Regions from separate parts of the Homo sapiens genome. Here region 1 is linked to region 2. A link is an interaction called in ENCODE POLR2A ChIA-PET data of the cell type or tissue named here. Cell type or tissue: GM12878. All regions are shown on one strand. Region 1 overlaps LOC100506023 (a long non-coding RNA gene). Region 2 overlaps LOC100506023 (a long non-coding RNA gene).

Region 1 (4,000 bases), 55 kb before region 2:
CTGTGTCTCTGTCTTTCTCTCTCTCCTATATTTTCCAGCTCCACTTGCTAAAGGTAAGGCCCACCTCTGTCCTGACCATTAGAAATTAGTTGTCTCCCTTAGAACATCTTTTTCCTCATCTTCTGCAAATACTTTTCAATCCCCCTTGGAGATTCCCTCCTCTGTCCATTTTTGGTCTGGGTGGGCTCCATCCTCAGCCCTCAGGATGGGCCATAGGACCCCGTCCCAAGCCAATCAACACACTATTCCCTTGGATGCAGGAGTGAGTATGTGACCTAAACAGCCTCGATTCCCACCCCCTTTTTTATTGAACTCAAACTTATCTGTTGCAAAGTGTACAAAGTATACAACTTGATGAATTTTACATAAAATCCGTTGTATACATCTGTGGAATCATTACTGAGATTGAGATACTGATCATTTCCATCAGCCCAGCACCTCCCCTTGTAGTCCTTCTCTGTAATACTCCACTCAAAGATAATCACTATTCCGACTTCTGTTACCATTAATGGAAATTTTACCCATTTTTAAATTCTATATGAATGGAATAATATGTAATCTTTGGTGGCTGGCTGTTGATCTTTCTGTTACTGACTTGCAGCAGTTCTTTATTTTGGATATGAGTCCTTTGCTAAATACATATATTGCAAATATATTTTCTTAGCTCATAGTTGCGTTTTGACTCTCCTAACGATGTCTTTTTAGGAATATTAGTTCAAATCGCTAGTCTTTCCTATGGTTAATGCTTTTAATTTGTTCTATTTAGAAAATCTTTTAATGCTTTTAATTTGTTCTGTTTAGAAAATCTTTGCACACTCTGAGATCATGCGCAAGTTAATGACTTTGAAGGACGAAGAAGTAAAATGTTTTTGTTGCATTTGAGATTGTGAGGCAGTGAGGCTGAGCCAGAAACGAAGACAGAAAGCAGATAGACTTGTAGGGCTGGCCTTGAGATGGGGCACTGTCACAGGGTGAGTCTGAGCTTTGCAGGCACTGTCTATTTACTATAGTTGTGGCTGAAATCAGAGGCAGGCCAAGTGGATGAGACATGGGGCAGTTGACCTCAGAAGAGATTCCTTTAACTATTTCCTTTTTTTTTTTTTTTTTCTTGAGATGGAATCTTGCTCTGTTGCCAGGCTGGAGTGCAATGGCGCAATCTCAGCTCACTGCAACCTCCGCCTCCCAGGTTCAAGCAATTCTGCCTTAGCCTCCTGAGTAGCTGGGATTACAAGCGCCCACCACCATACCCAGCTAATTCTTTGTATCTTTAGTAGAGACGGGGTTTCACCGTATTGGCCAGGCTAGTCTCGAACTCCTGACCTCGTGGTCTGCCCGCCTCGTCCTCCCAAAGTGCTGGGATTACAGGCATGAGCCACTGCACCCGGCCAACTATTTCCTTTTTAAAATTTTTTTATTTTTATTTTTTGAGAGAGTCTCACTCTTTGGCCAGGCTGGAGTGCAGTGGTGTGATCTTGGCTCACTGCAACCTCTGCCTCCTGGGTTCAAGTGATTCTCATGCTTCAGCCTCCTGAGTAGCTGGGATTACAGGTGTGTGTCACCATGTCCAGCTAATTTTTTTGTATTTTTAGTAGAGATGGAGTTTTGCCATGTTGGCCAGGCTGGTCTCAGACTCCTGGCCTCAAGTGATCTGCCCACCTCAGCCTCCCAAAGTTCTGAGAATACAGGAGTGAGCCACTGCACTCAGCCTAACTATTTCTTGATCAAATATTTTATTGAGCTCTTCTGCTGCAAGATGACATCCTCATGGAATTTATATTCTAGAGGATTTTAGAGATTATTTTAAAATACCTTCTTATAGTCCAGATTAGGAAGCCAAGGTGAAGACATGAAAAATAATTTGCTTGTCATCACAGAGCTAGGGAAGAAGCACAGCTAAACCAGAACTACAGCTGGAACCCAGGTCTCCTGGATTGAACTGTCCCCGCCCCTGCCCCTGCCCCTGACACTAGTCCAGCAAAGAAAGACCTGAGGGGTGCTGGTGATGAGTGATGACTGCTCTGCCTCAGGCTGAAGATAGAAGCAGCCTATCTCAGGTGGGTGGAAATTTTCCTTTCTTCCTTTGACCATGGGCAAAGTGATATGCCCTGGTCCGCAGCAACAGAGACTTCAGGAAGCCCACACACGTCAAGCGGCCAAAGCGGACCAGTGTCAGCAGGGGGAAATCAGAGGGACTTCCCCCAAGTCCTTCCTGTCAAAGAAAGAAGCATGAGAGGCCTTCATGAAGGTGAAAACCACACATTAAGGACTAGTCCAGACTGGGTACATGTCTCCCCAGTGCAGCTGCTACCCCTTGGGTTTTACCCCAGGACACTGGGTTCCGTCCTGTCATGGTGGTCAGTGCTGGAAAGTTGGGGTTTAAAGCTGTACACAGAGCTTCAGGCAAGTCCTAGGCCAAAGTTCAGTCCAAGGAGCACCAAGGTCTTCTCACTAGCAGCAGGTAGGAAATGATGGACATTGGATGATAACCTGGAGGCCAGTGACATGGTGAGACCACTTCTGACTCCCTCATTTCCCATCTCTGACATCACATCTCCACCACGTGGGCTCACTTAGACATGCTCACAACTATTAAGGTACCACTGGGGGCTTCCTATGACCAAGTCCCTTTAAATGTCTTTTGAATGTTCCCTCCCATTGTGAGAGGAAGGTAGTAATAAGGTGGTACCAAAATAGAATCTTGACACCCATTTACAACTTTTATTTGAGAAGAAGAAATGGGGAGTTGATGAGTGAGTATACGGAGAACCAGTGAGTGAGTGAATGTATATATGTATCTATTTACTTTCCTGGGCCCCAGTAACCTTATTCCTTGAATTCTTGTTGAACCGCAAATTTAGAGCTTCTTTGTAGGTTAGTCTGGTGATTCACTGTTGGTTTGTGGGTGTCAGACATGCAACTGTGACAGCTGTCATCATCTTCTGTTTATGCTGGATTGTGGACTTCTTAAGATCAAGGCCTGTGTCTTTTTTTATTTTTTATTTTTAAATTGAGGCAGTGTCACACTCTGTCACCCAGGCTGGAGTGCAGTGGTGCAATCACGGCTCACTGTAGCCTCAACCTCCAAGGCTCAGGTGATCCTCCCGCCTCATTTTTTGATTTTTTGTAGAGATGAGGTCTCACTATGTTGCCCAGGCTGGTCTCAAACTCCTGGGCTCAAGTGATCCATCCACCCTGGCCTTCCAAATTGCTGGGATTGTAGGTGTGAGCCACTGCACCTGGTTTTTTAAAAAATTTAAGTTTATGTTTTATTGAAGTATAATATGTATACAGAAAAGAGTACAAACCTTGAATGCAGCAGGAGGGTGTACATGTACATAAAGGACTTACACCCGTGCACTCAGAGCCTAGATCAGGAAGCATGGAGAGCTGCGGGAGCTCCTCAGGGCTTACTGCCAGCCACCACTTCCCCTTCATCCTCCTGCCAGCGTAACCACTGCCTGCACTTCTCACACTGTAGATTAGATTTGCATGTGGGAGTCATATTTTTATGCCAGAAAAGAATACTTGATTTTTAAGAAAAAATCACTAAAAGCAAATGTCCTTCAGGGAATACACAATAGTTCAGTTATAAATTCTGTAGTCTTGGGCTTTACCTTAAAAAGTTTGATGACTTTCAATTTAATTTTTTCTTCTTATTTTGAAATAATTTCAATCCTAAAGAAAACTGGCAAGAATAGTATAATGACTTTTTTTTCTGAACTGTTGGAGAGGAAATTATTGCATGATGCCGTATCACTTTAATATTTGAATGTATCATTCCTGGACCCAAGGACATTCTTCTATATAAAAATAATACAACTATCTAAGTTATAAAAGTATTAATAACATTAATACATTACTAACATTGAATCTGCAGACACCATTCCAGTTTCCCCAGCTGTCCCAATAAATGTGATTATCGCAGAAGTTCAGGATCAAGCACTGCATTTGGTTGTTGTGCCTCTTTGACCCTCTCAGAGTAGGGGAGTTCCTCAGTCTT
Region 2 (4,000 bases):
TCTTTTGGAGACCCTTTTTCAGTCTACCATGGTCATGTTGTAGCCTCACCTTATCTATACTATAGTGTGTGTTATTCTTATTTATGTGGGACAGGTGCTAAGCAGAGTGGTGTGATGGAAGAGGCCAGGTGCAGTGGCTCCCGCCTGTAATCCCAGTACTTTGGGAGGCTGAGGCGGGCAGATCACCTGAGGTCGGGAGTTTGAGACCAGCCTGACCCAACATGGAGAAACCCCCCTTCTCTACTAAAAATACAAAAATTAGCTAGGTGTGGTGGTGCATGCCTGTAATCCCAGCTACTCGGGAGGCTGAGGCAGGAGAATCGCTTGAACCCAGGAAGTGGAGGTTGCAGTGAGCCGACATTGCACCATTGCGCTCCAGCCTGGGCAACAAGAGCAAAACTCCATCTCAAAAAAAAAAGGCTGGTATGGAGTTAGCACAACAGGAACTCCCAGAACTGCTTCAGAGCTGTGAGGCCTTGGACAAATCATTTAAATTCTCCTGGTTCTCACTTTCTAGTTTGTGAAATGAGGCTATTGGTCTAGGCCAAGGAAGGCAAATTCTTGCTGGGCATACTGTCAACCTTCCCTCCCGCACCCATGGCAGAGATTACTACTTGTTCAAGGCTCTTTCTCTTGTGATCTTGTGTCCCAGCCTAATCTTCCAAATAGGCACTACCAGATGGCATGAGATAATACTGAGATGAAATCTACTTTCTGTCCCCAAAAATGATCATCTCTGAGGCCTACATCTTAAGCTATTAAAACAACATAGGCTCCTACAACTCAACTAACCTTATCATGGATCATCGAATGCCCAAAGTCAATTGACTTCCTTTCTTTTCTATATATTTTCTTCCCCAAGTTTTCTCTAACCTATTAACTTGGCTAATCAGTATCTTATATATCTTTGCTTCTCCTCTGAAGGGAGCAGTTAGGAACAAAAAGAGAAATAATAGGCCAAATGGGTCCCCAGCTATCTTATCATCAATCAGGTATAAATAAGAGTTGCTTATACAGAAACACTGCTCTGCCACCACACCCATGGCAATGCAGGTACTTATACTTACACCTGTACCTACACTTACATTTTAAAGCCCATGTCATTTTTTCCCCCCACACATTGATTTCTACATAGAGCTTGCCTCTTCCTAATATACAGAGAACACAGCAACAAATTATACTATTGATTGCTAGACTCATGAGCTAGAAAGAACTCTCTCAAAGGCAATTGGCAACCAGGCATGACCAGGCATGTGAAACATCTCTCTGAGAGTGAGTTTGAAACATTAACATTAAAGACATATAGCTTGGATTGTGAAAGAAGCTATGGACAGGATGTGAACTCACTTCTACTGGAAGGAGTATAATGCAAAGAATACTCAGGGGGACTTAAGTTGAGCACAAGAATCAAAGTCAGGTACTAGACCAAAAAACCAGAATAGTCAAATGATCACACTGTCTTGTGATACGTGGTTTCTGGAATGCATTACGAAAAATGAAAGAGCACTTTTCTATTAAGATAACTGTCTCTTATCAGATTCTACCTAGGTTTGCTGTAACCTGATGCTTTCAACTCCATTTGTGGTTTATAAGATTTTCCAAAGAAGAGACAATTTTTCTTCTTATTCTAATACCCCTTCTCATCAAAATGGAATTTTGAGTTACTTCATTTTATAACCACAGGACAGAGAAGATGCCTCTTCTGAGATCTGAGTTCCTCACTGGAAATTCTTGGTAGAGACAAAGATGTCTGGTGTCCTGGAATAGGTTGCCTTCCCTGAAAAGCCAGAGCATCCCTCCCCCACATTAAGTGATTGCCCTCACATAAGCCTGCCTTATTTTTCTCACAAAATGTGTCAATATCTGAAATTATTTTATCAATCTGTTTACCTTGGGAATGGCAACCCTGTAGATGATGAGTTGGGGGTGCTGATCTAAGTTGCAGGCTTGTTTTCCTTGGCCAGCATAGTGGTCATAGATCAATTTTGAATTGAATGTCTTTAGACAAGCAGAAACTCTCCTGCTCAACATAATCACCACTCCCTGTATTCTCACCCTTGACTACTTCACACATGTGAGTTCTTTGCATAGCCCAGCAAGGCATTTGAGTATGGGAACTGTGGCTTCCCTGTAGCAGGTCTCCTGCTCTGGAATATAACTGCATGGCAGTGGGACCTCATCTGTACCCCAGCATGCATAATGGAAGGGATTCAACAAGTATGTGTTCACTGGGGTATAAAATGAGAGGTTTTATTTCTGGCTTCTTCTAACTTGTTGTAGGTCAAAGAGGGGGCGTTCTGCACTTTTCATACTTTCACTTTCTCACCTGTGGGAGGTTTGAGTGGTACAATGTACATGGAGCTGAGAGGGAAATGGGTGGAGGCCCTGTTAAATTCTTTTGGAGACAGCCCTCCAGAGTCAGCACTCACTAGACAATGAGAAACTCCCTTCTAGCCAGGCTTTTGCAAAGAACTGAGATGCTTCCTTAGACGGGAACAGAGGTTCACAAGTGTTATTGTTGTACGTCTTCTCTCTGTGAGAAGTGAGATAATGATGAGTCAGCCAGTATGGTGGACAAGATAATGCTCCCCGACCCCGCAAAGATGTCCACATGCAAATCCTCCAAACCTGTGATTTTGTTACCTTATATAGCAAAAGGGACTTTGCAGATGTGATTAAATTAGAGTCCTTCGGATGGGGAGATTATTCTAGATTATCCATCCAGGTCGGCCCAATATCATCACAAGGATCCTTATGAGGGAAAGAGGAAGGCAGGAGAGTCTGAGTCAGAAAGAGTTATGTGATGACAAAAGCAGAGGTAAGAATAATGCCATTGCTGGTGGGAGAGCATGAGCCAAGGGATGTGGGTGGCTGCTAGAAGCTGGAAAAGACTGGGAACAGATTATCTCCCAGAGCCTCCAGCAGGAATACAGCTCCCAACTACGCATAGGTTTTAGCCCAGTGAGACCTGTGTGGGACTTCTGACCTTCAAAACCATTAAGATAATAAACTTGTGCTGATCGAAGGCATTGTTTGTGGTAATTTATTATAGCAGCAATAGGAAGCTAATACAGTGAATCAGTATTTATCGAGCATCATTTGTGAGCCAGGAACTGCATAATGTTCTCAGAATAAAAGATAGATATGGTCTTCAAACGTAATTTTGTAGGGAGGGTAACCTTTTTAAAAAAATTTTAATTTCTATTTTTCCAAAGTTTTTTATTTTTTATTTTTTGCATTTCAGTAACTTTATTGAAAGGTATATATCCCTTAGTACTAAAACATAATGGTAGTTGGTTAGTTTACCTCTGCCAACTCAGAATTAACAATGATGTATTCAAAATGTTGAAATTTATCAGCCTTTTGGGAAAACTAAAAAGATACCCATAAAACAGGATATTGGCCTGAGATTTCCTTTTTTTGTTGTATCTCTGCCAGGTTTTGGTATTAGGATGATGCTGGCCTCATAAAATAATTAGGGAGGAGTCCCTCCTTTTCAATTTTTTGAAATAGTTTCAGTAGGAATGGTACCAGCTCTTCTTTGTACATCTAGTAGAATTCAGCTGTGAATCCATCTTGTCCCAGGCTTTTTTGGGTTGGTAGGCTATTTATTACTGCCTCAATTTCAGAACTCATTATTGGTCTGTTCAGAGATTCAATGTCTTCCTGGTTCAGTTTTGGGAAGGTCTATATGTCCAGGAATTTATCTTTTTCTTCCAGATTTTCTAGTTTATGTGCACAGAGATATTTATAATATTATCTGATGGTTTTTGAATTTCGGTGGGGTCAGTGGTAATATTCCCCTTATTATTTCTGATTGTGCTTATTTGAATCTTCTCTCTTTTCTACTTTATTAGTCTAGCTAGTGGTCTTATTTTATTAATTTTTTTAAAAAACCACCTCCTAGATTTGTTGACCTTTTGAATTTTTTTTTTTGTGTGTGTGTGTCTCGACCTCCTTCAATTCAGCCCTGATTTTGGTTACTTCTTGTCTTCTTCTA

Evidence for each region. Peaks named below come from ENCODE experiments on the same cell type or tissue, not always from the same donor. Only the 100,000 strongest peaks of a DNase experiment are listed, where the experiment ranks them.
Region 1: POLR2A ChIA-PET joins it to region 2 with 6 read pairs; 3 of 35 experiments call an interaction of 5 or more read pairs at or near these places.

Annotation. Positions count from the first base shown.
Region 1 is chr1:173,409,225-173,413,224 of GRCh38, reverse strand. The region is part of intron 2 of LOC100506023 (a long non-coding RNA gene); the gene reads left to right. It also overlaps a transcript of TNFSF4 not described here. Among named protein-coding and RNA genes, the nearest start is that of PRDX6-AS1, 50 kb to the left of the region's middle. RefSeq lists an enhancer at 1,977-2,526. In GM12878, no CTCF peak of the experiment used is centred here; a DNase peak (open chromatin) is centred at 2,214; H3K4me3 peaks cover 1,335 bases; H3K27ac peaks cover 3,627 bases.
Region 2 is chr1:173,353,957-173,357,956 of GRCh38, reverse strand. The region is part of intron 2 of LOC100506023 (a long non-coding RNA gene); the gene reads left to right. It also overlaps a transcript of TNFSF4 not described here. Among named protein-coding and RNA genes, the nearest start is that of PRDX6-AS1, 110 kb to the left of the region's middle. RefSeq lists a silencer at 1,302-1,361 and enhancers at 2,397-2,566, 2,817-2,866. In GM12878, no CTCF peak of the experiment used is centred here; DNase peaks (open chromatin) are centred at 1,276 and 2,416; H3K4me3 peaks cover 1,566 bases; H3K27ac peaks cover 2,408 bases.